2 separate regions of the Homo sapiens genome follow, and region 2 is linked to region 1. A link is a loop called in an ENCODE intact Hi-C map of the cell type or tissue named here. Cell type or tissue: dorsolateral prefrontal cortex. All regions are shown on one strand. Each heading gives the region's core, and the rest is flanking DNA. Links, peaks and the distances in the headings are about the cores only. Region 1 has its middle 89 kb from the start of CCDC83. Region 2 has its middle 45 kb from the start of LINC02695.

What was found. Peaks named below come from ENCODE experiments on the same cell type or tissue, not always from the same donor. Only the 100,000 strongest peaks of a DNase experiment are listed, where the experiment ranks them.
Region 2: it touches region 1 in a loop (5-fold over the local background); 2 of 110 quality-filtered maps call a loop at or near these places.

Annotation. Positions count from the first base shown.
Region 1 is chr11:85,936,001-85,952,417 of GRCh38, forward strand. No RefSeq gene overlaps it. Among named protein-coding and RNA genes, the nearest start is that of CCDC83, 89 kb to the left of the region's middle. RefSeq lists enhancers at 1-135, 136-726, 12,046-12,095. In dorsolateral prefrontal cortex, for the core only: a CTCF peak has its summit at 10,414; no DNase peak of the experiment used is centred there; H3K4me3 peaks cover 479 bases; H3K27ac peaks cover 1,760 bases.
Region 2 is chr11:86,140,352-86,156,768 of GRCh38, forward strand. It overlaps the pseudogene RNU6-560P. Among named protein-coding and RNA genes, the nearest start is that of LINC02695, 45 kb to the right of the region's middle. RefSeq lists cis regulatory regions at 3,242-3,624, 8,168-8,218, 10,914-11,424 and an enhancer at 11,015-11,515. In dorsolateral prefrontal cortex, for the core only: no CTCF peak of the experiment used is centred there; no DNase peak of the experiment used is centred there; H3K27ac peaks cover 1,463 bases.

The sequences.
Region 1 (16,417 bases), core at 8,861-11,360:
TGCCCTGTGGCCTGGGTCCTTGGCCCTGTAGCCCTGGCCCGGTCCCAGTCTGGTGCTTTCCACCCTCCACTGGCCTATCACCGCTGCCTCCGGGCCTCCCCCTGGCTTCTCCGCATTCTAGAGTCTGCAGCACCCCCCTTCTCCCGCCATTGGCCTTAACTGGCCCTTGGGCCCTTCCTCCACCCAGGACAGGGTGGCACCCACCACTCTCAGGACCACCGTGCAGAATTTTAAAAAAAGGTATTTTGCCAAGGTTGAGGACACACACCCATGACACAGCCTCAGGAAGTCCTGATGACGTGTGCCCAAGGTGGTCAGGGCAGTTTGGTTTTGTATATTTTAGGGAGACATGAGACATCAATCAACATATGTAAGATGAACATTGGTTCTGTCTGGAAAGGTGGGACAACTTGAAGCAGGGAGGGGGCTTCCAGGTCATGGTAGATAAGAGACAAATGGTTGCATTCTTTTGAGTTTCTGATTAGCCTTTCCAAAGGAGGCAATCAGATGTGCATTTATCTCAGTGAGTAGAGGGGTGACTGAATAGAATGGGAGGCAGGTTTGCCCTAAGCAGTTCACAGCTTGACTTTTCCCTTTAGCTTTGTGATTTTGGGGGCCCAAGATATTTTCCTTTCACAGGATCTAGGAAAAAAAAATAAATCCAAAGTAAAGGTAAGAAAATACAGATGAGAACACTGTTTCAGGAAAAACTGTCGCAAACAGTGTTTTTCCTTTACTTGCCCACCACAACAATCAACACAGAGGACCTCGTTTTAAAATTTTTATATTTTTTTACCCAAAACAAAAATGGTCAATAATACAGAAGACTTCTGTGACCAAATGTGGGGTTTTTTGCCACATGCCGAGCAGTAGACACCAGCTGGGTGTTCTCCAATTCAGTTCCAACACGATCTACCTGGATATGGTGTCAGAACCCATAGAGTGAGGGGGCTCAGTCCCCAAGACTGCCCCGCTTAAGCCCCACAATCAGAGTGGCAGGGAAACATTAGACTCCTGCCTTGGGGCAAGTGAAAGGAAGACAGGAGAGAGATTCTGTTTTCTGAGGCCGCTGGTTGGGTCTAACACATCCAACATTATAACAACAAAAGATTGTAACAAGGTGTTCATAGAACGGGTAATTTTAAAAAAAGAAAAAAGACCGCAACGAGGGATATGGGAATGATGAACCAACTATATATCATAACACCACAAGCAGAAACCAATTAAAGAGAAAGCTGACATACACAGGAGAAAATCAACAAACCCAAAAGTTGGTTCTGATAAACTCTAGTGCTGCCTGATGGGTTCATCTTACCTGCTGCCCAGAAAGCCCAACACACTGAGAACAGCAGGTTTTTTGCAGCAAAGAAAGAGTTTAATTAGGCCGGGCATGGTGGTTCACGCCTGTAATCCCAGCACTTTGGGAGGCCAAGGCGGGTGGATCACCTGAGGTCAGGAGTTTGAGACCAGCCTGGCCAACATGGTAAAACCCTGTCTTTACTAAAAAGACAAAAATTAGCCAGGCATGGTGGCACATGCCTGTAGTCCCAGCCACATGGGAGGCTGAGGCAGGAGAATCTCTTGAACCCGGGAGGCAGAGGTTGTGGTGAGCCAAGATCACACCATTACATTCCAACCTGGGCAACAGAGCAAGACTCTGTCTTAAAAAAAAAAAAGAAAAGAAGAAGAGTTTAATTAATGCAGGGCTAGCCAAGCAGAAGATGGACTTTATTACTCAAATCAGCCTCCCAGACAACTCAGAGGCTACGGTTTTTTGGATAATTTGGTGAGCAGGGGGCTAGGGTATGAGTGCTGCTGATTGGTTAGAGATTAAATTGTAGAAATGTAGAAACCAGTCCTTGTGCGCTGTGTCAGCCTCTGGGTGGGGGCCACAAGAGTCATGAGCCACAGGTCCAGGTGGAGTCAGTCAGTAGCCAGAGTGCAAAAGTCTGAAAAAACATCTCAAAAGACCAATCTTAGGTTCTACAATAGTGATGTCATCTATAGGAGCAATTGGAGAAGTCACAAATCTTGTGACCTCTGGTCACATGACTCCTGAGCAGTAAGGGATTATAGAAAAGCAAGCTAGGGAACAATGCTGGTTATCTTTACACCTACATTTTAGTAGAATTCAATCTCCCCTCATAACCCTAATCTTGTGACTTTTCATTAGTCTTACAAAGCTGGTTTCAGTCCCAGAACAAAGAGGGGATGAGTTTTAGGGAGGGACTATTATTATTTTTGCTTCAATGCTAAACTGTAAACCAAATTTCTCCCATTGTTAGCTTGGCCTATGCCCAGGAATAAGCAAGGCCAGCCTGCCTGTGAGTCTAGAAGCAGGATGAAGTCAGCCATGCTAGACGTCTCTCGCTGTCATAATCTTTGCAAAGGCAGCTTCAGTTCAAAACCAGCCTGGGCAACATAGTGAAACCCTGTCTCTACAAAAATTTAAACATTAGCTGGGTGTGGTGGTGCATGCCTGTAGTTTGTTTTAGCTACTTAGGAGGTTGAGGCAGAAGATTGCTTGAGCCCAGGAGTTTGAGGTTACAGTAACCTATGATCATGCCACTATACCCCAGCCTGGGTGACAGAGGGGGACCCTGTCTCTAAAAAAGTAAAAATAGGCCAGGAGCAGTGGCACACCTGTATTCCCAACACTTTGGGAGGCTGAGGTGGGACGATTGCTTGAGCCTAGGAGTTTGAGACCATCCTGGGAAACACAGTGAGACCCCATCTCTACAAAAATAAAAATTAAAAAATTAGCCAGGCCTCGGTGGCATGTGCCTGTGGTTCCAGCCACTTGGGAGTCTGAGGTGAGAGGACTGCTTGAGCCCTGGAGGTTGAGGCTGCAGTGAGCTATGATCATGACATTGCACTCCAGCCTGGGTGACAGAGCAAGACTTTGTCTGAAAAAAAAAAAACAAAGTAAAAGTAAAAAAAGAAAGGAAAATGTTGAAGAAACTAAACATCGACAAGAATACAGAGCACCTGAAACTTTCATATAATTGGTGGCAAGACTGTAACTGGGAATGAACACTGAAATATGTTTTGCCAATATTTATTAAACCTGAACATGTATATACATATACTGCATGACACGGCAATTCCACTTTGGGCTTTATATCCAACTGAGATGAATGCTTATGTTCACCAGAAGACATGTACAAGACTGTTCCCAGCAGCTGTAATGATAATAGCCAAAAACTGGAAACAACCCCAATAACTATCAGTAATAGAACCTGTAAGTCAATTGTGCTATTCTCACTACTAAGCACTCAATAAAAAAAAAAAAAAGTAAATTGTGCTTAGTCACACTATGGAATATCACACAGCATAAAGAAGAATAAACTACTGACACGTGTAGCTATAATATACAAGTGAATCTTACAGATGTAATATTGAAAGAAGGCAGACATACAGTATGATTCAATTTAATAAAGCTCAAAAAGAAGACAAGCAACCAATCTATGATGATAGAAGTCAGAACAGTGGCTATCTTTGTGGTGGGTAATGACTAGGATGAGACATGAAGGGCTTTTCTGGTAATCTTGATCTGAGTGGTAATTAACCTGGGTGTGCTCACTTTGTAAACATTCATCAAGCAGGACTCTTAAGGTTTGTGTATTTGACGGGTGTATCTTACACTTCAAAATGGAGTGAAGTTGCCATTTTTTAAAGAATGGTAAACTTGTTATAGGTAAGATTTATCTCTATTTTTCTCAGGAAAAAAAAAAAACTTACTTTCCACTGGGACAAATCAAACAGCTTCTAGTAACCAACAAAAACAGCCTATGTGGCAACTCACTGATTTCAGCAGGTCAACAGAAATTGATTTTTTCTCTCACACTTGGAGAGTTCGGATCATGATTTTAAAGCAAGCCAGTCATAACATGTTAAGAATCCCACCTAATTTGTTAGTTGTGGCAGTTTTTCCTTCACAGTGTGAATTTGAGTCAGAAGAAAATATCAAGTGACTATATAAGGAAAATGGCTGTGCTTCCAAGACAAGGATACCCTCTCTCACCACTCCTATTCAACATAGTATTGAAGTTCTGCAAGGGCAATTAGGCAAGAGAAAGAAATAAAGGGTATTCAAATAGGAAGAGAGGAAGTCAAATTGTCTCTGTTTGCAGATGACATGATTGTATATTTAGAAAACCCCATCCTCTCAGCCCAAAATCTCCTTAGCTGCTAAGCCACTTCAGCAAAGTCTCAGGATACAAAATCAATGTGCAAAAATCACAAGCCTTCCTATACACCAATAATAGACAGAGAGCCAAATCATTACGGAACTCCCATTCACAATTGCTACAAAGAATAAAATACCTAGGAATACAACTTACAAGGGATGTGAAGGACATTTTCAAGGAGAACTACAAACCACTGCTCAAGGAATTAAGAGAGGACACACAAAAAAAATGGAAAAACATTCCATGCTCATGGATAGGAAGAATCAATATTGTGAAAATGGCCATACTGCCCAAAGTAATTTATAGATTCAGTGCTATACCCATGAAGCTACCATTGACTTTCTTCACAGAATTTTAAAAAACTACTTTAAATTTCATATGGAACCAAAAAAGAGCCCGTATAGCCAAGACAATCCTAAGCAAAAAGAACAAAGCTGGAGGCATCATACTACCTGACTTCAAACTATACTACAAGGCCACAGTAACCAAAACAGCATGGTACTAGTACCAAAACAGATATATAGACCAATGGAACGAACAGAGTCTTCAGAAATAACATCACACATCTACAACCATTTGCTCTTTGACAAAGCTGACAAAAACAGGAAATGGGGAAAGGATTCCCTATTTAATAAATGGTGTTGGAAAAACTGGCTATCCATATTCGGGAAACTGAAACTGGACCCCTTCCTTACACCTTATACAAAAATTTACTCAAGATGGATTAAAGATTTAAATGTAAGATGTAGAATCATAAAAACCCTAGAAGGAAACCTAGACAATACCATTCAGGACATAGGCACACCCTAATTGAATGGCTGATGGTGGCCATACAAATGGTATGGAATGACACCAGAGAAATACCAGAAACTGTGAGTAAATGGCAGTTGTATACAGATTTGGTGCAAGTAATTTGGGAGATGGGTATATGGCAGGCTATGTTCGATCTGAATACCTGAGGGCCAGATGATGAACGCTTTACCTCCCACATGAGGGACCTTGTATTGGGCTCTGCCCCGCCAAGTGCCTTCGGCTCCCTGGCCGCTCTCCTCACTCCATATGTGGGGTGCCACATACTTGAAGTGACTACTGCCATGGCGGCCCTTGGGGAAGCAAAGGGCCATTAGTGGGACCTAGGAATCTACACCATAAAAAGGGGAACAGTACCCCTTCTGCAGGGTGCCACCTCATGGGACAAAAAGGGGCCCCAGTGGATGACCCACATGCCACCAGATATAGATTGATTTGATTTTGGATAGGGTTGACCAAGAGAAAATTGATAGGCAACCCAATGAAGTGCCGTTAACTTTGTAGAGGCAACTGTCCCTGGAGCAGCAATTCCAGAAAATGCCCAAGAGGTGGCAGGATGATGCTGCTCAGCTCAGTACCCCCGGCCACTCCATCTCAAGCACTACTTGCAGATGGATGGAGGTATAGAAATTTTTGTGTTTGATAAGGGAACTGGCCGAGGTGCTCGGCTTGGGGGAACACTGGACAACTGGAGGCCACAAGTGGAATTGACAATCCACTGGTCCCCCACCAACATACAGCGGGTGCTGGTGCTGGTAGACACTGGCACAGATTGTACTCTCGTCTGTGGGAACCTGGATAAATTTCCAGGCAAGGCTGCATATATAGATGGCTATAGAGGTCAGTCAGTGAAAGTGAAACCTGCATCTTTGCACCTTGGCATTGGCTGCTTGGCTCCCCACTTATAAACTATGTTTCTCCCATACCTGAATACATTTTGGGGGTGGATACTTTACATGGCTTGGCTTTACAAACCACGGATGGGGAATTCAGACTCCAAGTATGTGGGGTTAAGCTGGTACTCCACAGACATACACATCACTAGCTCCATGTCCTGCCACAACCCTTATGGATTACTTCCACGTGTCAATACCACTTGCCAGGTGAGCATACAGAGATAACTGAGACTATTAAGAAGTTAGAAAAGGTGCAGATAATGTGTAACACCTACAGACCCTACAATTTTCCAGTATGGCCAGTCAAGAAGCCTGATGGAACTTGGCAGATGACAGTGGATTATTGAGAACTAAATAAAGTAATACCCCTTTTACATGCAGCTGTACCCTCTATCATGGATTTGATGGACCCCTTGACAATGAAGTTGGGAGAGTACCACTATGTGGTGGACTTGGCCAATGCATTCTTCTCAGTTGACATTGCTCCAGAGAGCCAGGAAGTTTGCCTTCACATGGGAAGGGCAACAGTGGACTTTCACAGTGCTGCCGCAGGGCTATATGTGTAGCCCCATCATACATCATGGTCTCCTTGCCACGGATTTAGCCGCCTGGAAGTGTCCAAAGGGAATCCACCTATTCCATTATATTGATGATATTATGTTAACCTCTGATTCTCTTGCAGGTTCAGAAGTGGTGGCACCCCTTTTACAACAACATTTGGCAGCATGAGGTTGGGCAGTCAACAAATCCTAGGTCCAAGGGCCTGAACTGTCTGCCAAATTATTGGTAGTTATCTGCTTGGGTAAAACAAAGGCTATACCAGAGGCCATCACTGATAAAATTCAGGCATATACCCGGCCCACAACAATGAGGCAACTACAGACTTTTGTAGGCCTCTTGGGATATTGGTGGGCATTTGTACCCCATTTGGCTCAGATGGTAAAACCGTTGTGTCAGTTGACAAAAATGGGAACTACTTGGGATTGGGACAATGAGGCTGAGATGGCTTTTCTGGCAGCCAAGTGGGCCATACAGCAAGCACAGGCCCTACAAGTAATTGATCGGGGCGCCCATTTGAACTTGATGTGCGTGTGACCACAGATGCTTTTGGCAAGGCCTATGGCAGCACACAGAGGGCTTTAGAATACTGGCAGGCTTTTGGTCCCAACTTTGGAAGGAAGCTGAGCTCTGGTATTCATTGATAGGGAAGGAGTTAATAGCTGCATATGCCACCCTTCAGGCTTGTGAGAGTGTGATGGGACAAACAACAGTAGTCATGCCTGTAGATGACTTACCCAATAGTGGGGTGGGTACCTTCACGGGTAATGACCCTCCGGACTGGGATGGCACAGACATCTACCTTAGCAAAGTGGGGAGCCTAGTCAAAACAGCAGAGTACCCTGAGTAAAAGCCCCTTATCAGCAGAATTACAAGAAGTCTTGGGACCTGTAGTCCTGATGCAAGATAAGGCCATGGGTCAACCTGAGGCACCCTTAAACCCTGAGCCATTACCATTTAAAGAGGGGCAGGCACCTCTTCCATTCCCAGTGGAGCATGGTATAAAGATGGGTCCAGCCAGGGTGTTACTGCTGCCTGGACTGCTGTTGCGGTCCAGCCTAGTATTGATACCATATGGTTTGATACTGGAGGTGGACAAAGTCAGTGAGCTGAACTCGGGGCAGTATGGATGGTGATCACCAAGAAGGAGACACCTATGGTAATCTGCCCCAGTAGCTGGGCAGTTTACTGAGGCCTGACCTTGTGGTTAACTACCTGGAAGTTACACGATTGGCTAGTTGGTCACTGGCCCATTTGGGGCCAGGCCATGTGGCAAGACCTATGGAAAGAAGGATGACCTCCTCTGACCAGGTATGGGGACCAACAGTAACCTGTGGTTGCCTGCCCTAATGCCCCTAAAGGCAGGGGAACAAAAAACCTGGCTTTGAACATGGACCCTTCAAGTCCCCCATTGCCAATGGTTGGCTATGGTAGCCCTCTGGGGGGAGGGCCTACAGTATGATTTACATGTCACTCCTTGGGTATTCAATATATGGCTTCCATGATTGACCGTTCGTAGGGGAATGCTCAGGGAAGGAACCCCCCTCCTTGTATTGTCTGTATGGCCTATTGTGAGCTCCCCAGTGACTTTGGCACAAATACAGGACACAAAGAAACCATGGGGAGCTGAGAAGCTGTGGTACCATTGCCCAGGGCAGAAGCCCTTGGCGGCTGCATTGTTATCCAGAGATAAAAGGTTGGCTTGTATTTTGCCTCAGAAGAGTGATTTACCTGTGTGTGCCTGCTTTGTCATTCTGACCATAAGTTGACATGCTCTAACAGCATTGTGGAATGGGCTATGCTGAGATGACCAATGTGTCCAGCTGTTGGATCTGCACCACCCTTCCCGTAGCAGCTGCAGATGACTTGCCCTGGCACATACATCCAGCTTCTGCAGAAAACCAGACATGGTTAGAGACTTGGGGTCCCATGGCCAATGTTTGTAACATGACACAGCAAGCTTTGGCTAGGGAGTGCTATAAGACCCATGGCATTCCCACCCCCTGGCTGACCTGTAGCATCTATGATGGATGGGGCTGGTTAGTGGGGGTTAGCCCCCACCACAGGTACCATGATGTATAGAGCAGCTTTGGGTAATGCCACCATGGGGTGGTTACCCGCCATAGCCTGCACAAATATAATATATGTCACCACACCAAAGGTGCGGCAGAATAGGCAGCTTCAGCAAGGTCAGGCCCTAGTAGACTTTGTGCCCCCCCTGGGAGTTTATGGGTCTATGGAGACACGGGATGGTTCTTTTTGCCAGTGAACTGTCTGGCTGCTGTACCTGGGGGTGGCCTTTTGTGCCTGCCACTGATATTCCCACATTGCCTAGACACCCACATAACTGGGAAGAGCTACGTTCCTGGTTTTTGGGAGTGCAAAACCAGGTGGCTCTACCCCTTAGTATTAGCCATCCCTAGAGCAGGTGTCATAACTGTAGAAATGCAGGTTGCAGCCCTTGCTGAGCACACTGCTCAAGCCTTGAATTACACCCAAGTTGCCCTCCTTCTGTTGACAGATGAGGTTGATCAAACCAGGAAGGTAGCACTGCAGAACCAGATGGCCCTAGACATATTAACTGCTCCCCAAGGTGGCACCTGTGCTCTTTTGGGAACACAATGTTGTATCTTCATCCCTGGCATCTTTTGGGAACACAAAGTTGTACCTTTATCCGTGACAATCAACAAAACATAACAGCAGCTTTGCAAGGAGTTTCCCAGGAAATCAAGGCAGTTGAAAGCCTTACTGATGACCCCCAACAAACATGGTGGGCATCCCTGGGCTCTGGCCTATGCTGGACTCTTAATAATTATGGGTAGCATAGTGAGAATATTAATAGTGAGTTGAGTGAGTTGTTGCTCTCTGTATTGCTGCTGTGGCCTCTGGGTCCAGGGTTCTGCCCTGTGGGCACATCTCCCCACTAGGAGAACTCCCTCAGCCTAGGGGGTGGAGTATAAGGAAAATGGCTATGCTTCAGTCAGGAGTAGGCCAAGGCAGACATCCAGTACAGCACGACACAGCAGGTTTGGAGTGCAGGCACAAAATCTTGTGCACTATGTAATCACACTTATGTAGTCATTTAATGTAACCTGTTTGTGTGAGCCCATATGTGGCTTTAAGCCACTGTTGTCTGTGAGAAATATAATGGCACTGCTGACTCTGTAGGAGAGGGGGAGAGAATAAAGCCATGTCCCAACTGCCTATGGTCCCTCGAGTGTTCTTTCAGCTACCCACCACCCATCCACCAGCTCCCCTCAGACCTCAGCTCAGGTTGGAACCTGACAGACTAAAAAAGTCTTGTTTGCTGCCAAGAAGATGTCAGAGTTGAGAAGGCATCATTTGGAAAGGGAAGGGGAAAGAATGTCTGTATTAGTTCATTTGCATTGTTATAAAGGGATACCTGAGGCTGGGTAATTTATTTTAAAAAAGAGGTTTCATTGGCTCACAGTTCTGCAGGCTCTACAGGAAGTGTGATGCAAGCATCTGCTCTAGGCAAGGGTTGCAGGAAGTTTACACTCATGGTGGAAGGTGAAGGGGGACAGGTTTATCACATGGCAAGAGCAGAAGTGAGAGACAGAAGGGAGATGTTCCAGACTGTCTTAAACAACCAGATCTCATGTGACCTGAGCAAGAACTCACTTATCACCAAGGGGATGGTGTTAAACCATTCATGAGGCATTTGCCCTCATGATCCAATCACCTCCCACCAGGCCCTACCTCCAACATTGGAGATTACATTTCAACATGAGATTTGGAGGAGACAAACATTCAAACCATATCAATGTGCTTTCCTTCCATTAGTATCATTTCTTGTGTTTGAGATTTGCAGAATAGCAGTATCTCTAAAATAAATCTGCAGTTTTCTCAACAACTCAAATTCCAAACAGCTTACAATGGTAGCTTTGTTAATGACTACATTGCAAAGCAACTCTCAATAAAGTTGTACCACTGTGAACTTCCTATGGGTGTCACTCATTCAACAAAGCATTTATGGAACCAGTCAGGCACTGTTTGTAAGGTTTTAGGGATGCAAAATCAAACTGCTTCTTTCCTCAAATAGCTCATGGTCCACTAAGAGAGCCTGAGCCATCATTGCTGCTTTCAGTCTTCAGCAATAACAAGGAGGGAAGGAAGCAAGGAAAGTGGGAGAAGACAGGAAAAGCTATTCTAGGTGTGGTGGGTGAGGCTACCATGTGTTTAGCTCACACTGTTTTTAGTACCTTTAGTAATAGGCTTGGAAAAAGCAATTTAAGTAAAAATGAGTTTAGGAGGATTTTTATGTAGGTTTCAGTTCTCAGAATAACAAAGTATTTGAGTTTTGCATGTTGTTATTCAAGATTTGAGGGGCAGGAACAAGGTGGTTGGAGCTTGAGCTTCAGGGTAGTAAGTTGCTTACTTTAGGCCAAAAATTAGCTAGGTTTGAAGAAATTAAGGAGGTGTAAAGAGACAGAGTATGGGAAAACACATTCTGTGGAGTCAGGCTGGCTGCCTTTGCATCTTGGGTGGTCACTTAACCTCTTTAAACCCTGGTTTCCTCAACTATACTTTACAAACCTAATTCCCATACTGCAGTATTATTTAAGGATTAGAAAGTGTGTAACCTACACATAGTAGACATGCAATATATGGCAGTTGAAAAAATTGACATATAACAGGAATCTCTAAAGATTCTCTGGAAGTAGCCAAAGAGTATGGTTGTCTTTGCAATGCATTCACGTAAAGGCACACAGAGCAGAGTCTGTGTCCAATCCGTCACATGGTGTCAGGTGCAAACCAGTATGATGACAGCCGGGCTCTACACACTTTAAGTTTTAATTTGTATAGATATATGATAGTTTTATATGCATATGGGGTAACTACATGCTTATTAATCCAAAGGCTCGCTCTGTCTTTTGCTGAGAGCAAATCAGTCACCGCCCTGGTATAGGGGCATGGTCTTCATCCAGTAGGCTCCAAGGGCCCATCCTGAATCTGCTGATCTACTTGAGGCTGTAGGGACAAGTAGTAAACCTAGTTCCAAAATTCTTATGTGTAGCAGGAGGTGGGGTACAGGCATTTTTGTCTCTTCTCAAGCCATGTAGTCAGACACTAGAACCATTCAGGGAACAGAGAGGCTAGGTTAGTTTTATGGCAACAAAGGGCTGTTTGTTAAAGGACTGATTTCCTTGCTTGTTTTACTAGATGCCAACACAACAGTTCTCTGTATTTTTCTTGGAATAAACTGGCTTTTGTAACAGACACAAGGAAATGCACCCTCGAACAACTGAGGCTTTCTAAATATTAGTGACTTTAACTTGATTAAGTATTTCCATTTCCTATTCCTATGACTTTGTGAGGCTCATGTTCCCAGAAAGCCTTTTTTTTTTTTTTTGTATCGTGACTCTTTAGGTTGGTTATGTTTTAGGTCATTCTGTTCTTATGATCTGAGTAAGTGCTAAAAGCCTTTAAGATACTTTTAAAGAATCTTTAAATAGAAATGTTTTCAGATTTCCAGCACAACAAATGAGTCTTAAAGTAACTGCAGATTCAGATATCCTCACAGATTCTTAGCATAAGGTTTTGTCAGCATTTCCTTCCTCAAGTCCTGTGTCAACTCGCTGACCTCTTGCCTTCTTGGGTTACTGCCATCTTTTTGTATAAAAATATGCTAGCCCTTGCAACATTTTCCTCCTAAGAAGAATGAAAATTAACCACGTGGGATTCCCCTCTCTATGACTACTCTGAATGAGGCCAGCGAGTCACTTTTACCTCAAAGTCCTCAGACACCAAATCAGAGGGATGGTGTACCCTGACCTCCCTTGAGGTTCTAGCACAAGTGTGTAATTAACCTTAGAGCTTTAATGTTCTTCGTTACATCTCATTTTTACATCAGTCATTTTCGCCTAGCCACTTAAAAAGTGTCTTTTTTTACTTTTATGCTATTTATATGGAAATGTCAACGTGAGATATAGCTGGACCTAAAATCTGGTGAGAATGTACATATTTTCAACATGTCTTGTAACATTTACTCAGCACTAGCAGCTTGGATCTGCTTAGTTTTCATTTTTTTAAGCTTTTGATGTTTTTTGTATTTGTTTTCATTGACACATTTCAATTCTAAAACATTATTTTAAAAGATTTCTCAGATCTCAACTTGCAGTATGTGTCATGGGTTTTGAAGTCACAGATCAGAAAAAGCTTCATGAAATTAATTCTTCTAATAAAAATTGTAGGACTGTGGCACTGGTTGCTATTTTGTCTTTAAATATATTCTCCCTATTAGCAATAGTACAAAATATAAGTGAAAAAAATAAACTACTCTCCCCCTTCTTCTATAATCATCTATTTAGCTGTTTTAGTTGGTACACGGTCACTCAAATTAAATACATTTTTTTAGTCTTTAGGCTTTTTTTTAAATAGCCATATGACAAAGTTCTGGCCAATGGAATGTGAACAGAAGTGCAAGAAGTGTGCACAATTTCTGGGTCATCTCTTCTCCTGTCCCCACCCACCTGAATCCTGCTGCTTGGAATGTGGTTATGCTGCTTAGCCGTATTGGATTGTGCACCTGAGAGTAATACCTTAAGGACTGTGCGACACCAAGACACCTAGACCTAAAAGTGGACACTTAACAATCTTGTGGGGCAGAGTAGGCACACATACCAAGTCACACTTCCATGTGTGAGGGAAAAGAAACTATCTTGTTTGAATCATTGTTAGTTTAAGTTTACTGTTATACACAACCAAAACCAATCCTCATACAGAGACTGAATATTTCCCTTATGAGAAGTCAATGGTTTCAATAGTAAAATATTGTCTCTGCCAGGTGTGGTGGCTCATGCCTGTAATCCTAGCACTTTGGGAGGCCATGGTGGGAAGATTGCTTGAGCTCAGGAGTTCGAGACCAGCCTGGGCGATATAGTGAGACCTCCCCTCTACAAAAAGTTAAAAAATTAGCTGGGTGTGGTGGCATACACCTGTAGTCCCAGCTACTTGGGGGCTGAGGTGGGAGAATTGCTTCAGCCTAGAAGTTCAAGGCTGCAGTGAGCCATGATCTTGCCACTGCACTCTGGTCTGGGTGACAGAGCCAGACCTTGTCTCAAAAAAAAAAAAAAAAGAAAAAGAAAAAGAAAAGAAAAGTAGTCTCTAGTCTCTAGGACATTAAATAGGGCTGGGTAAGCAATTTATTCTGTTAAATTTTTTTTTTACAAATTGACATTTTGGGCTGGATGATACGAAGAAAAAATGTTTTAAAAAGGGCTCAAAGTACATTAGAAAGTATTCTACTTAGAAAATATCTATGGGCATCTAAACTGTTGCCCTAAGTATACTTATGTGTGGGGTTGGCTGTTTTCAAAAATGTGTTCTGTCACACCAAACTATAATATTACTGAAGTTGCCCCAGGACCAAGAACTCCTGCTTGTCGTGAGGACATGTGGAGTCAGGGGTTCAAAGTTCTGCTTTGAAAACCACTCATGGGATCTCCACAGGCATTGGGCTTTGGTCAGCTATGTAAAAAGGCAGAATTGGCAATGTCAACAATTTAGTAATACAAACAATAGCAAACACTTAAATGTGCTTATTATATGCACTTTACACATACTGATCCTATCTATTATAACCCTATGAGGTAGGGTCTATAATTACACCCATTTTACAGATGAAAAAACAGGCAGAGGGAAATTCAGTAACTTTTTAAAGTTCTCCAGGTAGTAAAGGAGCAGAGCCAGGATTTGAACACAGGTAATTTGGATCCAGAATCTAGGCTCTTGACTACAAGCTGTTCTGCATCCCAGTGAGAATAACAGTAATTACATATCACATCTTTATCATGTTCTGAGTGTATCTTTTAAATTCATTAAATACAAGTCAGGCATGGTGGCACAGGCCTGTAATCCCAGCACTTTGGGAGGTTGAGGTGGGCGGATCACTTGAGGTCAGGAGTTCACGACCAGGCTGGCCAACATGGCGAAACCTCATCTCTACTAAATACAAAAATTAGCCAGATGTGGTGGCTCACACCTGTAATCCCAGCTACTCGGGAGGCTGAGGCACAAGAATCTCTTTAACCTGGGAGGCAGAGGTTGCAGTGAGCGGAGATGGCGCTACTGCACTCCAGCCTGGGCAACAGAGTGAGACCCTGTCTCAAAAAAAATAAATAAAAATTTAAAAAATTCATTATATACAACAGTCTTATGAGGTAGGCACTATTATGATAATTTTACAGATGAAGAAACTGAGACAAAGGGAGAGTATGTAACTTGCTCAAACTGGGGTTTAAACACACAGCATGGCAGAGTTTACACCATTACTGCTATGCTGTACTCTCTCATCAAGCAGTAGTTGCTTCCCTCAGTGATGGTGATACTCTCCAAGGAAGGGATTTCTGCAAATGGTCCTCTGCGTATTTCCATATTCCAGGCTCTTCATCTGCCTTTCTTCCATCTCCTACCCCATAACATTTCCAGTCCTAACCACTCAGCATTTCCCTTTCTCCCGCTGATTTTGCAACCTATCTGATTGTCTCTCACCTAGCTATCTCCTCTAGCTCACTACAGCTTTCAGGGGCTAAGTTTTGCTCATGTTGGAAGACTGTTATAATAGTCTCCCTATAGTTCCTTCATAATACAGCAGCCAGAGCGAGCCTTTTAGCAACAAAAGTTTTTAAAGAATCCTCTGGTCAACATTTTCGGTGGCTTCCCCACTGAGAAAGAAATCCAAGCCTCAGCATGGCCTAGCCTAGGCCCACTGCCACCCCTGACCTCAGCTCCAACCTGCTCGCTTTGTTCAAACCTTGCTGGCGACAGTGCTGTTTCTGACTAGGGAAACAGGGCCTTTGTTCTGCCCTCTGCCCCCATATGTGGGGAGGAGAGCCACTCTCCAAATCTTACCATCCTGCTTCCTTACTTAGTATCTCTGTTCAAAGATGACTTCAAGGTCTTCCTTGACCCTATCCCAAACAGCACCACACTCTGCTCACATCACTCTCTCTACTATTTTTTTCTCACAACACTCATCATCATTTGTCATAAAATATTTGCTAATTGCCTACTCTCACAAGAAAATAAGCTCAATGAAAGAAGAATCTATGTTTTGTTTATTGATTCTTGCACCTAGAACTACTGGCACATTGAAGGCACTCAGTGTATTGAATGGATGAACGAAGAACTCAATCTGCTTTCTAAAAATCTTCCTTGGTCAGTCTTTTGCTTAGTATCTCTTTTAGTTCATAGCTTTTTGATATCTCTGCATTTTCTCAATGCCATGTGATCTGCCTTCTGTCCCTGACAATTCCCAGGTATATCTAGGGGTAAGGTTCAAGTTCCTAATTGCTAGAACCAATGGGCAGGTTTTGGTCTTTATTTTACTTGTGTTGGCCATTCCCTACTTCTTCAGTTATATCCTTGACATAATTATCTTTCCTGGTTCTCCGCCTCCAGCTTTGATTGTTCTTTCCTGGCCTTCACCCCTTAATAAGGGTGTGTTCCCTGGGACTCATCCTTGGCCCTTACTCTGGCACACAGTGGTTCCTTTGGTAATCTCAACCGCTGTCATAGGTACTTTTTTTTTCTTTATTTTATTATTATTATACTTGAAGTTTTAGGGTACATGTGCACAATGTGCAGGTTTGTTACATATGTATACATGTGCCATGTTGGTGTGCTGCACCCATTAACTCGTCATTTAGCATTAGGTAGATCTCCTAATGCTATCCCTCCCCGCTCCCCCCACCTCATGACAGTCCCCAGAGTGTGATGTTCCCCTTCCTGTGTCCATGTGCTCTCATTGTTCAATTCCCACCTATGAGTGAGAACATGTGGTGTTTGTTTTTTTGTCCTTGCGATAGTTTGCTGAGAATGATGGTTTCCAGTTTCATCCACGTCCCTACAAAGGACATGAACTCTTCATTTTTTATGGCTGCATAGTATTCCATGGTGTATTACGTGCCACATTTTCTTAATCCAGTCTATTGTTGTTGG
Region 2 (16,417 bases), core at 6,143-8,642, 200 kb after region 1:
TTTCTCATATTTTTACATTTGCTCTCCCCACCCTTGTCTCTTTTATGTCTCTTTCTGCTGTTATAAAGAGTGCATGCTGTCTATGCAGCGATATTCAGAAGGCATCATAGAATGACAGTCATTCTCTATTCTCCAGCACAGTGCTTTTGGGGTCAGCTGACTCTACCCAGGCCTGCAGTACTGAAATGAGGCTCAGATCAGGGTGGTGTCTGTGTCCACGGGAGATCTGTTCTCTCGATTACATATCGATTCCCATCCTACCATTTCCTCAGTTTGACACTAAGCTGGATGCTCCCAGCCATCCCCAGTCCTCAGACAACTGTATTTTTTCCCTCTAGTTTTATTTATTCGGCACCAAGGCCTAGTGGCACCGACATGGCTGCAGGAGTCAAGCCTGCAGTTGGTCTTTGAAAAACAGGGAGAGTGTGGGCGAGTGCATTAAAGGAAGCAAAGCTCTGGCAGCAAACCAGCTTCTAATCTTGACGCCACCCCTGGTTCTCTTCTTTTCTTTATCATTTTAGGCTTGTGGGTCCCAGATCTCCATATTTGCCTTCTGGAACTGCTTTAGCAATAAGAAAAAAGATGGATGAGGGAATTAGGGCCGAGTTACTCCAGCCCCATGAAGCACTCCAGCACCAGGAAGCATAACCTGAGGCTCCATCACGTTTGGAGCTGCCTGCCTTGCAGTGGCCCATCCCTCTCATGCAGAGGGCCTATTTTCAGAGTCACAGAGGTAGGGAAAGAGCCAAAGGGCCAGAGTCTTTCTGAATATGTGGGCTTTGGGAGTACAAGGTGCCCATCATCAGATTCCTCTCAAACCCGTGGCTACTTGCTTGCTCCCATCCCAGTAAACATTGTCGCCATCCACCAGCTGCCCAAGTCAGAAATCTAGGAGTTGCTTTGGACCACCTTCCTTTCTTCACATGTCTCATCCAAGTATACACACAATCCTACTTACTCTACTTTGTAAAAGTGGCCCTTGAAGCCACCCACTTCCCATTTCCAACTAGTTGAGACAAATATGCTCTTCTGTCTCTATAACTGGTATCCCCCAAATATGACAATTGTTTAAATGCCTGGTAGTCCCAAATAACAGCAAGAGAGCATAAGGTCACACAGACAGTCAGTGACACATAGATCCAGAGGGGAGTGCAGGCTTCCTGATTCCTAGTCCAGCACTCCTTCTGGATTTGTTCATTTGTTCAATATGCTGTATTGAGCCCTTAAGAGATGCCAGTCACACTGCTAGATACACTTATCTCTGGGGTTTCTCCAGGGTCACCTCTGGGGTGACTTCCCATATTGGATTATGGTTTTCTGCCTGTTATTTTATGTCCCTTTGCTCCGGCATATCACAGAGTAGGGCATCCCTCAGGCCCCTGCCGGACCTCTCATCCTAGCAATCCACAAGTTGGCTTCTGTGTGGTTTACTCACAACAGCTTCTAAGCTGTGGGGCCAACAGAAAATACACACATTGAGGCATTTCTCCAGAGGAAGAAACTATGTGAGTCAAACATTTAAGCCACAAGTAAGTGCAACTATTTCCCTCTAGACCAAACTTCTGTACATAGGAAAGGGGAACAGGAAGGTTGATCTGGGTTCAGTTTTCATTCCTATCTCACTCCATGACATCTTGGGAAGGAGGAGCTCACAGCATAAGTCCTTAGCATATCCAGAATTCCACTGATTCATTTAACACATGTTAATGAAGGTGTGCCATGTGCCAGGCATCAGCATGGGTTCTAGGAACCCAGTGCTCTGTCACACAGATGGAGATTCTGTCCTAGGGGATTTTGTAGACTCACACAATTGGACGTAACCTACTACTTAGTTTCCTTTTAAATACATTCATTTTTTAATGCCATATTCACAAATTTCAAATAAAGGATTATAGAATCATAGAATACAGGAGACACAAAGGAGATACTCATTTAACCCAATGCCTTTCTCCTCTTAGTCAATGTTTAAATCTCTTTCCCAATATCCCTCTCAAGTGATCATGTGATTCCTCCTTGGACACCCACAATGACAGAGGATTTACTGCCTCCAAGGTGATCTATTCTATTTCTGAACAGCAGCAAGGGTTAAATGTTCTTCCCTGTGTGAAGCCAAAATCACTTTCCCTAAAACTTGTATTGCGTTCTGCCCTTTGGGCCTATACAGGACAAGACAGTCTCTTCCATTCTGAGTGGGCCCTGGCTATGTGAGGATGGTTGTTACAGTGCCCAAGTATTCTCCAAACATCTCCCCTTGATGCTCCCTCTCCCCTTGAACATGGTTTTGAGCTCATTCTCTAGTCAAATGGCCAACAGAGCCACCCTCCCCTGCCCAACTCTGTGGAAGGAACTTCACGTAAACAATATTTTCCTTGATTCTCCCACATTAAGTTCAGAGATCATGCCACTATAGAGCATCCTTCTCTCACCTCTACAATACCCCATCACTTGTGTAACTCTGTATGTACCATTGAAACAAGCAGGCAAACTAGAGCTAATAATATTGAGCTTTCAGGGTGGCTTTGATTAAAAGAGATAATGAATGTTGAATCAAATACTGAACAAGTATTGATTGAACACTCATCCTACACTGCACACTGTGCTGAGCTCCGTGTGTGACACCATTCTGAGGAAGATAGAAAAGGTCTCTAACCTTACGGAGATTTTAGCCTAGATCCTGAACATAAGCCCCTCTCCAGGGCTTGTACAGTTTTAACCAAAGGTGGGGGTCTTCAGAAGCAAATCTCCATGACCTAAGCTGAAAGCTCAAAAATGGTACCATTATGATGGTCATCATGATGAACTTAGATACGACCATATTAATGCCAATACAGCCTTTAGATGTTACAATTTCCCTGTGAGAATAATACTTTTGGAAACCTAAGAAAGTCCATAGTGGTATTTCTAATGACTAACAACCATGGTATCAACTATGGCCTCATTTTTTCCTACTAGAAACTCCGTATTTCCCATAAATCAAGGAGTTTTATAATAAATGACCTGGGTTAGCTTCTACTGAGCGACTATTCTAATCTGGATCACTTTTCCTACCTTGGTCAAACCAAATGTGAGATTTTAGGGCAAAGCAGCAGTTTTATTGAGGGAAGTGCAGTTGCACTTACAGGCATGGTGCCAGGCGCCTTTCCTCCTTCCACTGTCTGCTATAGTCATTATCCTGACCACAGTTCTCTTCGGCCACCATCTTATTCGGCATGCTACAGTTGACAGAATTTGCATCCAATATTAAAGAGGCTTTCAGCTTTTCCAAAAGCTGTGCCTTGGCTTCCTTATCATTTCACATTACAGCTTGCACATTGTTTGGTCAGGGAACTGATGGGAATGGAAGTTATTTACTGAAAAATAAATCACCTCTTATTTCAGTTGAAACCACTGTTCTTCCTGTTTCTCTGTTACTGTCAGATAATCCACCATCTTGGGTGGAGTGTGCATGAAACCACTACCTAACATATGACCAGGGGAGGGAAGTGACCACAGGATATCACTATCTGTGTCAGAAGAGTGGCAAATGTTTAGCAGGAAGCACTTCGCATTTACTGGTACAGCAGAGTTGTATATCTGGGAAGATGGTCCATGGCCACCATGTTACTAGGATGAGAGTTAAGGTCTCTTTCATTACACCTCATCCACTGCCCCTATATACTGACAACATTTATTAATACTATCTACGCTTTTGGATATTAATCATAATTTTTTTTTTGAGACAGTTTCACTCTTGCTGGAGTGCGATGGTGAGATCTCGGCTCACTGCAACCTCCACCTCCTGGGTTCAAGTGATTTTTCTGCCTCAGCCTCCCGAGTAGCTGGGATTATAGGCACGTGCCACCACACCCGGTTAATTTTGTATTTTTAGTAGAGACGGGGTTTCTCCATGTTGATCAGGTTGGTCTCGAACTCCCAACCTCAGGTGATCCACCCGCCTTGGCCTCCCAAAGTGCTGGGATTACAGGAGTAAGCCACCACGCCTGGCCTATTAATCATAATTTTATCCATGTGGCTAATATCTACAATTAGCCTGGCATTGTGCTTGACACTTTATGTACTCTATCTCACTCAATCTGCACAACAAATCTTATGTGGTAAGCATGATTATTCTGTTTTCATATGAGAAAACTGGTTCAGAAAGGGCAAGTGGGTTGCTCAGGGTAACTTTAATAAGATTCAGGCCCAGTGTGGTGATGCACAGAGCCTGACATCTTTTCACTCTCTTACTTTACCACCTGGTACGCACAGAGCCTGACATCTTTTCACTCTCTTACTTTACCACCCTGTACACATGAATCCCAATCCAGAAAAGAGGGGGCCTCTCTCAGAATGTCCTTCCTCCCATACTTGTTCACTCCCTCCCATTATTTGTGTTTTTATCTCCTACACAGGCTTGCAAGTTCTGATGAGGGGAAGATGCCATTCATCTTTGTAGTCTTCCAGAGAATAGAATACGATAGTGTCTCAAAAAATGCCAAGTGAAAGCACACACACAAACCAGAATATAACGCTATAGCTGGAATTTCCGGCTCCTAGTTCAAAATTGCAGAAAGACTTCCTTCTTAAGTATAATAATGAATCTAATCTTATGTAGCCTATGTGATATTAATAGTAGCCTTGCAGTGACTGAACAGTAAAACCTCTTTTTCACTGTGGCTCCAAATTGCACATCCTCTTGGTGTCCAAAGCCAAAGAGAATAAAAATCCTCCCACCCATAGTGTGCCAGTCAAAAGTAGCTGAGTCAAGACATGCAGTTTCTCAAATATGAATAGAAAAACTTTCTGCTCTACATCAATAGGAGAAGCTTCCCCAGAAGCACAAGAAACTAGTGAGAGTCATTGTGCAAAGAGCGTAAGAGGAGAGATCTCCTCTTTATATACAAAGCTGGCTTTGCTGGGACCAGATGCAGATTGAGAGGCAGTGTTCTCAGTCATTAGTATTTAAGACCCTGACACCTGAAAATCATCATTCCAATTAGAATGGAAGAAACATGCAAGAAATAGGTGCACAGGGATCAGCAAGCCAAGAAAGAAAGAGGACTGGGATGGCAATAACTCTCCAAATTTATGGAGGGCTTCCTATGTGCAGGCACTTACTTTATTAGTTTTAGTATTTATAACAATTTGAGGGGTAGATCTATTTTGCAGATGTAGAAATGAAGCTGTAGAGCAGTAACCTGCCCAAGTTCTCCCTGTTGGTAAATGTAGAGCTGAGAGAATTGAACTCAAATGTCTGACTCCAAAGCCTAAGTGCTTAACCATTAATGCTAATCATTAACCACACTTAACTAACCATTTCATCTTTTCCTTGGCGAGCAGGGACTAGAGGTTACATACTAGAAATCCACTGCATATTCTTTATTGGCCTTATTTACATTATGAAAAAACTAAATGTACAGTTCTCATTCTGTAAAATGGATGCAGTCATTCAAAATTAATCTTTTTGTTGTCAATTTCAGTCCTGGGCTAACAACCTCCCCTAGATAATGTACAGAGACATCTGGACTCAGTGTCTCCACATTGACAATTTTATTCAAGAAACTCATATCCAGAGCGGCCAGCCAGATAAGCAGCAGCCGTTATAGGCTTGAGCCTGATAAAAAATGTTGCTTGAGGCCGGGCATGGTAGCTCATGCCTGTAATCCCAGCACTTTGGAAGGTCAAATCCGAGGCAGGTAGATCACCTAAGGTCAGGAGTTTGAGACCAGCCTGGCCAACATGGTAAAACCCTGTCTCTACTAAAAATTAGCCAGGCCTGGCAGTGTGCTCCTGTAAACCTAGCTACTTGGGAGGCTGAGGCATAAGAATCGCTTGAACCTAGGAGGCGGAAGTTGCAAAAATGTTTTTTAAAAAGCTACTTGTTTCACTTATATTAGTAGAGTGGATTATAGTCTACCATGCACTTCATATCTATTATTTCATTTGATCCTCTGAAGAATGTTATGAGATAGATAAAATAAGTAATATTATCCCTATTATATATATGAAGAGGCTCACTTAGAATTACAAAATTAGAGCCGGGTGCAGTGGTTCACACCTGTAATCCCAGCACTTTGGGAGGCTGAGGCAGGCAGATCACCTGAGATCAAGAGTTCGAGACCAGCCTGGCAAACATGGTGAAACCCCATCTCTACTAAAAATACAAAAATTTGCCGGGCATGGTAGCAAGCGCCTATAATCCCAGCTACTTGGGAGGCTGAGGCAGGAGAATCACTTGAACCCAGGAGGCAGAGGTTGCAGTGAGCTGAGATCGCCCCACTGTACTCCAGCCTGGGCAACAGAATGAGACTCTGTCTCAAAAATAAATAAATAAAATAAAATTAGAAAGTGGTGGAACTGGGACTGTAGTTCAGGGGGACTTTGAGTTCAGGTCCTGATAATCCAAAACCCAAATAAACAAACTTCTAGCCCTTTAGAAATATGGATGGAACCATGCTCAAATCTTGACGTTATCACACAAGTCTATCAGCTTCACACATCACTATCACATCTGCCAAATAAGAATGAGGATATCTGCTTTGCAGGATTGTTCAACTAAATGAGATAATGTAGGTAAAGCCCCTTCAATAAAGTAGTGAACAGAACAGACATGGATCCTGTCCTCCTGAAGTTTATAGTCTGGAATCAGGAGGTGGCGATTAAGAAGAAAACATTCAATAATACACACTTAACTATCAAGTTATACTAATAAAAAGTGTCATAAGGGAAAAATACAGAGTGCTATGCAAATGTGCAGTGGGGTGACATAACTTAGAGTGTGGTCCAGAGAGGCTTCCCTAGGCAGTGACAGCTAAGCTGAGACAAGAGGATGCAGTATAATAAGCCAGGTGACATGGGGAAGTGTGAGGCCATGGGTGTGGGTGTCGGTTACAGCAGAGAGCGTTCCAGGCATAAGAAGCATTTTTGAAGACGTGTGGTGCCCATGAGAAACAAAGAAATTACTTGTGGGGCTGGAGTGTGAAGAGATCCAAGAAGAATGATGTGACAGGATGTTGGTGAGGTTGGCAGCCTTCATGGCATGTGGGGCCTTGCTGGTCAAGTTTAAAATTTTGAACTTTATCCTAACAGCAATGGGAAACAACCAAAGGGATTTAGGCAAGGGGGCAACATCAATAGGTTTGAGCTTTACAAACTTCCAATTCCTGACTAGGGAAAGTTGGGATCTTTTTAAAACTTTTCCTTTGGCCGGGAATGGTGGCTTATGCCTGTAATCCTAGCACTTTGGGAGACTGAGGCAGGCGTATCACCTGAGGTCAGGAGTTCAAGACCAGCCTGGCCAACATGGCGAAACCCCATCTCTACTAAAAATACAAAAATTAGCTGGGCGAGGTGGCGGGCGCCTCTAATCCCAGCTATTCAGGAGGCTGAGGCAGGAGAATCACTTGAACCAGGGAGGCAGAAGTTGTAGTGAGCTGAGATCGTGCCATTGCACTCCAGCCTAGGCGACAGAGTGAGACTCCATCTCAAAAAATAAAAACAACAACATCAAAAAAGCCCCTTTTCTTTATTTTTTTGAACAAACACTTCCTTAGTACCTCTTATATTGCAAAGACAGCAATAGGCTGTTTGTTTCAAATGTAGAATCTGAAGACTTAGAATGGGGCAAGAACCAACATGTCCCTTTAAGGAGCTAGAACATGTCACCTCAAAGGCTCCCTCCACTTCTGCCACCTAACGCAGTTGCTTCTTACTCTAAGCAAGAAGTAACCTCCAAATCCTAAAAGTACATTAAGAACCAGTGGGACATTTCTGGGAAGCTCATTTATTTATTCTTTTTGTTGAGCAGACAAATATTAAGCATCAACTATGTACCCAGCACTGTACTGGGTGCTGAGGGTACAGGATTGATAAGATGGAGGTCCTATACTTTAAGAACTCATGGTTTGGGGTTGAGGTAGGCCAGAAAAATAACAATCCCAACAAACTAGAATCTGTTACAAGAGAAAAAGCCAGGAGGGAGTTGCTCACAGAACCTAGAGTGAGGAAAGCTTTAGAAGAGGTGATTAGCACCTAATATATGCTCCGTAGCTGCATACTGAGTAAATTTAAGTTTGAGCTGAGTCTTGAAGATGAGGGGAAGGTTAGCAGGGAGAATAAGAGGAGTAGGGAATGAACAAGATCACACATATCAGAAGAGTGTCTTTTGAGATTATTTTATCAGCAGTAAACTGGATGGGTTGAAAGGGAGAGATTATAGGCAAGGAGGTCAAGTAAAAACCTGGAGCAGTGATCCTGCTGAAAATTGAAGAGGACTTCATGTGCACTCAGCAGTAATTGGGACTGTGCTCAGTTTGCCTAACCTTAGCTTGCTCTCAGTGGTATGGTGCACGGCTTGTAATTGTTATTCGCATCTCCCCATGAATGCATGCCTGTTCTCCCTCACTAGGGTGGAGACTGTCATTGACTGAAATCCTTATAACACTTAATTCTGTACCCTGCACCCCATGCATCCCCATCAAAAGCTGGGTTGATGATTGGATTCCTCGAGCTGGCGTGGGAGTGGGAGAGCTGGAACAAGGGAGCAGGGAGAGGAAGGGAACCAGGGCTGGCAATGAGGGTCAAAAAGCATTTCATGTTATCTTAAATTTTTTTCACAAGTGTAATGATGCCTTTATGTGTTCATGACTTAATTAAATAGTTTTTTTTAAGGTAATAAAATCATTAAGAATATGCAGTATTGCTTTTCACTGCTTTTCTATTTTTCCTTTTCCTTTTTGTTTGTTTGTTTGTTTGTTTGAGATGGGATTTTGCTCTGTTGCAGGCTGGAGCACAGTGATGCAAGTATGGCTCACTGCAGCCTTGACCTTTCAGGCTTAAGAGGTCCTCCCACCTCAGGCTCTTGAGTAGCTAGGACCACAGGGGTGGGCCACCATGTCCAGCTAATTTTTTTTTTAGAGATTAGGGTCTCACTGTGTTGCCCAGACTGGTCTCAAACTCCTAGCCTTAAGCAGTCCTCCTGCCTGAGCCTCCCAAAGTGTTGAGATTATAGGCATGAACCACTGTGCCATGCCCAGTAGTGCTTTTAATAGTGAAAAGTTTGAATTACCTAAATATCCAGCAATAGAAATATTACCAAATCAATCATGATACAATTTCAATGGCAGAATTTAACAAAAATAATGTTGTTGAGGTATGTTCACAGATATAAAGAAGTTAGTATTTTATAGTTCCACTTAAAAGTAAGTAGATATTAATTACTATATTCTGAATTATCCCATTTTTGTTAACAAATATATGCACAAAAAGGTTTAAGATACCTTTATATAAGAAGTTTATGTAGTTTCTACATCAGCGGGATTCTGTTGTGCTTTCTTTTACTTCTCTATTTCCTAATTTTTAAATAAAAAATAAATAATAAGAAAACCCCAATTTTTAAAAATGTTAATGAAATGAGAAAACTGAACTAGGAACAAAGAGAGTAAGAAAGCTAAGAGGAAAAAATGTACCATGGTGCCATGGTGGATGGGGATAATAAAGAAAGTAGAGAAAAGACGTTCTTGGAATTGTTTTTTTTGAAAGAGATTTTCTTATTTTCCATAAAGTTAAGGGGAAAAATATTTTTGTTCTCAGAGTTTTTCAGTGTGCTTTCCAAGCCATCAAATTCCTAAATATAACCAAAGTTGATGATTTTACAAGTAAGCCAATATAAACATAGTAGATGTTTATATTTCAACATTAACAACGTGACATTGGAGCTGCAAAAGATCTTCCCAATTGGCCATATTTTATTTTTCTCAAAAGTTTCCATTTTCAGTCCCCTTTTAAAATACATCCAGTCCCCCCTCCCCACCCCCACTCCACCCCTTTGTGGCTTTAAAATTTCAAGAAAAGGCAGAACCAGATTAACATAGTAAAACTGGGGACAGAGCATGTGGAAGAAAGGAGCAAGAGGGAGGTGGTAGAAGGTTACGCATTTGGGGAGGAAGAGGAAGAGAAGGAATTTTTGCAGAGCCTTGCCTCAAAGAGGTACTACTCAAACTTAGTCAAATCATGTAGGCTCTTGTTAAAATGCAGGTTTTGATTCCGCAGATCTGGGTGGGACTCCCTGGTGATACCCATGCTTACTGGTCCATGGACAACTTTGAGCATCAAGGCCTTAGACTCTGGGACTTTGCTCTTCCACCCTGGTCACATTTCACATGGGCAGCCTCTGGCTGTGATAACCTCTTTCTTTCTAACCTAATAGGGTTTTATTTTATTTATTTATTTATTTATTTTTTTGTCAAAATACCAAATATTGGAAACTTTTCAGAAAGTAGTTTAACCATGAGCAAGGTACAGTTCAAGGTACTCTCCATGGAAGAGAGTAAAATGGGAAATACAATATGGAATGGGTAGAAGCCCCTGATATACGAATGTTATTTGTTATAAAGGGCGTGGTGTTGTGGAAAAAGCCCTGGACTGGTTGTCAACAAAACTGGCTTCAATACTAGTGATTACTAACTAGCTATATGCCCTTGTGCCAGTCATTTTTCTCTGGTTCTCTGTTTCCTTTCCTGTTAAATAAAATAATTGGTCTACATGGCTTCTAAAATCTTTTCAGTTCTGACACTTGAAGAATCTATAAAGGAGATCCTATATCAATAGGAAGGGAGGGAAAGGGATGTGCCACCACACGCGCAGCTGCCAAGGATCCTGTACATGTGGTATTACTGTGGTGGAATCTCCCATTTGTCTGCCCAGATGCAAAAATGTTATTGGAGTGAGAGACTGGGAAACTTGCCTGGTATGAAATCCTAGTACCCCAACTTCCTGCTTTTGGCAATTTAGAGTCTTGGGAATCAGTCCCAGCCCCTATAAAATAAGGCAGACCCTGTAAACATGCCTTCCAAGAGCCTCCAATGTAGCTCTGACAGCTTTCAAATTCTAAGCTCCTCAATCCTCCATTCTCAGGCCACCCTCAGGTTTCACCTCATTCCCCTGTACTGGTCAGCAGCCAAATTCTGCAGCCTCTTGAGCTTAAGGTCCCAGCCAAAAAGCCTGACTGCCCTCCTACTTGTGAACAAATCCCAATTCTTGAAGCAACCCCAGCCCTCCCCAACAGACTCCCTGCTGAACCCTGAGTCTCCCAGATACTCAAACTTAGTTCAGCCCTGTAGCAATCAAGCCTCAGGGATTTGGGCTGGCTGGAAGCTGACACTTCTCTGTTTAAGATAGTCCCATCTGCAGAGTGAGGATCAGCCCCTAAATTGATAAGCACAGGGTGGGAAAGCGACCTGCCCTAGTGAGATTACCCAGACTCTAAAGTAAGGTCCTGCAGCTCCACCTCATACCTCCATGGACACACACTCTTTGGCTTTTAAGTTATGAAACAGACCTGTTGCTATTCTAAGGAAGTCTCACAAGTCACCATATAAACATGCCAGCTTCAGGCAGCTTCCTGTGGTTTGCCAAAAACCAGCTGGGAAGGCAGCCAGACTCCCGCCACCGTCCTGGAACCCCCTCCTCTAGCAGACATTCACTCAGGGCATGACCTCCTGAGGTGCCCACTTGGGATGCAGGAACTTAGTGGCTGCTAGAGTTGTTATTTTTCCCTCCAGCCCCAGCCTGGGCTGGGCTGAATGATGTGGCTGGCTGGTACAAAGGCTGCTTTTTATAATGTTCTTCTTTGGTATTTTTGCTGTCTGGAGAGGGCTTCCTTTCCTCCCACAGTTAATTAGCAGCATCAAGCATTTCCCTTTCTCCAAAAGAAGTCTGTTCCCACCCATGAGGCCAGGCAGAGGAGGTGGCAGGTGTGGCTAAATGCCCCCTGAGGTTAACCTCAAACTTAAACTTAGAGCCCTACTTGGTTAGAAGTGATGTGAAATGCAGGGCTAGCTTCCATTCTGGGCAGAGTCGGCAAGTGGGCACACGTCCCTGGCAAGCTAGCATCCCAATCAGGTGAGGGGACAGAGAAGGGGGTGGGGAACCAATGTGTGTTTGACACATTTGTGAATTGTTTCTACAACAAAGACTTTTTTAAAACAACAGAGTGAAGCTTTATATATTTGAATGAGAAGCACACAGAAGGACCTATTGTCTGGAGGAAAAATTGCATGAGTAATTGTGCATGACTTCAGACTTCCCAGTTGAAATGTTAGGCATATTAAGGATGATTGAGGGCATTCCAGTGTTTTCAGTGTGGAGAAGAGGGAGGACAGAGCTCCCAGGACTAGGGGAGGGAGGCAGGTTGTGTAGCAAGACAAGGGAGGAAGGAATCTGAGGAACTCTGTACCCCACTTTGCTCTCTGGTTTCCATTTTTCCTCTATTTAATTGAACTGCCACCTCCTACAGGAAGCCTTCCTGACCCTATCTCCTTCCTCCACCTGTCACTCTAGGTGTTCTTCTTGATACATATCTCCTGTCTTTTCATTATTTACTTGACTATGATACTGTGGATGGGCCATAGAAAAGAGAGGATGGACTCCAGATGCCACTTCCTAGATGTGTTACCTTGGACAAGTTACTTAGCCTCTCTGTGCCTCAGTTTTCTTGTCTATAAACAGTAATACCTTGTAGGGTTGTTGAGAGGATTAAATGTGTTAAAACCCATAAGGAACTGAGAATAGTGCCTGACATACAGTGTGCACCCTCAATAAATGTTAGCAATTATTTATTTTTATTTGCATCCCCTCTTGTTTGCACAGGACCTAATATATCATGGGGCAGCTGTGTTCAACCCTCATATGCATCTTAATTGCTTGAGGAGCTTTAGAAATGTACAGGCCTGGCCTGGGCTCCATTAATCTATGGGTGAAACCTGGTAATGGTATTTTGGAAATGTTCCCTGGGTGGTTTTATTATGTAACCAGGTTGAAAACCAGTGTCATAAATGCTCAAGGAATATTTGTTGAATGAATGAATGAACCAAATGGGATCAGAAAGAACAAACCCCATGCTGGCTTCGGCAGCACATATACTAAAAATTGGAATGATACGGAGAAGATTAGCATGGCCCCTGCACAAGAATGACACACAAATTCATGAAGTGTTCCATATTAAACATATATATAGAGAGAGAAAGAACAAACCCAGGTTACCCCATCTTTAGGAATGTGAAGGCATGATGATTCTGTCTCCTTCAGAAAGTTGATTCTTCCTGAGACAGGTTTCAAGAGAAAAATATGACAGAGAATATAATGGAATACATGAAAGAAAGAATCATAATCCTAGTCATCTCAACATGAAAGTATTGAAGAAATAGAAAAACAATTGCCTAGAGCTCATATTAGAGATCAACAGTTATTTTCTCTTGCTCTCCCTTCTGTGTATGCAGATTTATTTCCTGGAGTTGCTATAACAACTCTAGCTAGAAGGTGAACTTTGACTTTTCCTCTAGTTTTAATTTCGATTTGCTACTCAATCTTTAATTTAGAGGACATAAAAATTTATCTCAAATAAAGCATTTGCACCACTCTAATGTATATTCATGCATGATGATAGCATAATTATAATTAACTGCTTTACCTAGTTGGTCCACAAAATTTAAACTGATTACTGCTTGTAGAACATTAAGTCAGGCACCTCAAAATGGAAATAGGAAACTAGGCCGGGGTGGTGGCTCACACCTGTAATCCCAGTACTTTGGGAGGCCAAGGAGGGCGGATTGCTTGAGCTCAGGAGTTCAAGACCAGCCTGGGCAACACAGGGAAACCCTGTATCTACCAAAAATACAAAAATTAACTGGATGTGGTAGCATGTGCCTGTAGTCCTAGTTACTTGGGGGGCTGAGGTGGGAGGATCACTTAATCCCAGGAAGTCAAGGCTGCAGTGAGCCATGAAGGAAAATTAAATTTAAGAAAAGAAGATGCTATATACAAGGAACAGTGACAAGGTGAGAAACTAGCAAACCTACAGTTGTCTAAGTAGTTTTTGATGCCTAATATTTAAAAAGTTAGTAAAAATCTTGCATTAATTCCCAAATGAAGAGAACGGGAAATTTTAGAAAATAAAAATACTTAAATATAGGAATAAATATTCTTCATGACCTTACTAAACAACAACAAATAATGGGAGAGATGTACCATTTCCTGAATGGAGGATCAATAATGTGAAGGTGTCATTTCTCCTCAAATTGATCTAAAAGGCTGGGTGCGGTGACTCATGCCTGTAATCCCAGCACTTTGGGAGGTAAAGGTGGGCAGATCACTTGAGGTCAGGAGTTCGAGACCAACCTGGCCAACATGGTGAGACCCTGTCTCTACTAAAAATACAAGAATTGGCTGCCGTGGTGACACATGCCTGTAATCCCAGCTACTCAGAAGGCTGAGGCATGAGAATCACTTGAACCTGGGAGGCAGAGGTTGTAGTAAGCCAAGATCACACCACTGCACTCTAGCCTGGGCAACAGAGTGAGACCCTGTCTTAAAAAAAAAACAAAAATTGATCTATAAACCGAATAAAATCTCAATTAAAAAACCAGAAATATACAACAAAAATACTATAAGCAAAAGTTAAAGAGTGAAAAGGACAGATTACTTGCCAATTATACAACAGAAGATTAATATCCTTAATACATAAAGAGTACTTATCAATGAATATAAAATACAAATTAAACTATTAAAAAATGAAGCAAGGAATTGAACAGTTAATTAAACAGAGGAAGAAATGTAAGTGGTCAATAAGCATATAACAATGTTCAGTCTCATGGGTACATAAGGAAATGTAACTTAAAATAAGTCTGAAATATTTTTAGTCTTCAGGTTGTAAAAAATGAATAAACAATAAAATCCAACATTAGCAAAACTTCAGGGGAAATGACACTCTCAAACTCTCTGGGAGTATCAGTTGTTATCACGGTTTCTAGAGAGCAACTTGGAAGTATGTATCAAAATTTTCCATTTCTAGCTATCTAACCTGGAGAAAAGTTTGTAGAAGAGTCCATTTACACTGTAAATTAAGTAAAAAATAGAGAGAACACCAGGAGGCTCCCATAGCACAGCCAGTAAACAGTGCCAACACTGGAGTTAAAGTGCTGTGGTTCAAATCCCTGTTTGGCTACTTACTAGTCCTGGGGCTTTGGGTGAGATTACCTTAGCTGCTTCAGCAGTCAAGTAGGGATGACAATATGCAGTACCTATTTCATAGGGTTATTCTGAGAAACATTTTGCATGCCAGGTGCGGTGGCTCACGCCTATAATCCCAGAACTCTGGAAGGCAGAGGCAAGAGGATCGCTTGGGGCTAGGAGTTCAAGAACAGACATGCAAAGGGCTTAATGCCAGGGATAAAATACTTCCCTGTGCCATGGTAGTCCACCCCTCTCTTTCCCAAACCCCTAACCGTGTATGCCATTGCAGGTTCCTAAATATGTAAGTGCGTAGAGAAACTTATGGCAGAAACTGATAGCACGGTAACTTACAGAAGAAGGTGGGGTTGAGTGGGAATATGTAAGATTTTTACTTTTTACTTTCTACTTGTTTATTTTAAAAACATTTTGCAGGCCAGGTGCAGTGGCTCATGCCTATAATCCCAGAACTCTGGGAAGCAGAGGCAAGAGGATCGCTTGAGACTAGGAGTTCAAGACCAGGCTTAGGCAACATAGTGAAACCTAGTAAGGCCCTCGTCTCTTAAAAAATAAAATGCAAAGAATGTATTCATTTATTTATAATCACTTGTGTAATTAAAACTTGTTAAATTTGACAGAAGAAATAGGATGGTAGGCAAAAGTATTTATCCCAGGAAGTTAGAAAAATGGAATATGATGATAGCATATATCATGTCCTAGATATTTTAGATGATGGAATATGGGTTACGTACAGAGACTGGGTTTTCAGAACTAAAAATCAGAACCCAATGTCTACCAAAGGATTTTTAGTATAATTTCTGTGTAGGAGAGGCAGCCTGGATCATTCAGTCTGGATGCCAAAATAATGGACTTTCTGGAACAATCTAATGGTTTATTATTACAAATAGACTGAAACTGGGCCTGTTCAAAAATTCCCAATCACATTCCGTTTTTGGATCCTGTTGGAACTGAATTCCTCCTGACCCAAAACCTCCTGACCCAAAACCTAGCATTCAGCCTGCCTTATCCTAACTCCCCTAGGTCCAAGGCCTTGCAGATTTCCTCCCTGTGAGATCTCCCAGGAGCCCTGGCAGAGCATTCCTAACTTCTCAATTGCTTCTGTGGCATCTCTAGGCACACTGTCTGCCCTCACCTGCTAGGGAAGCTACTTTCCTGTCTGTGTCATCCCCCTGGTTCCTCTATGACCAGCCCCCAGCCCCCAGCCCTAGCCTGGCATGAAGCTGAGCCAGCTCAGGCATGGCCTGGGCTTCTGATACCAATCCTGCTGAGGTTAGCACAGACAGTCCCAGACACAAGGTAAGCTGAGGCCGTGAGAATGAATTTCTGGGTAACAAAAGGAGGAGGGCGATAGGGCCAGAGATAGCAAAAAGAGTTTGCCAGGAAACCAGAGACACGGGTGCTGAGTGGAAAA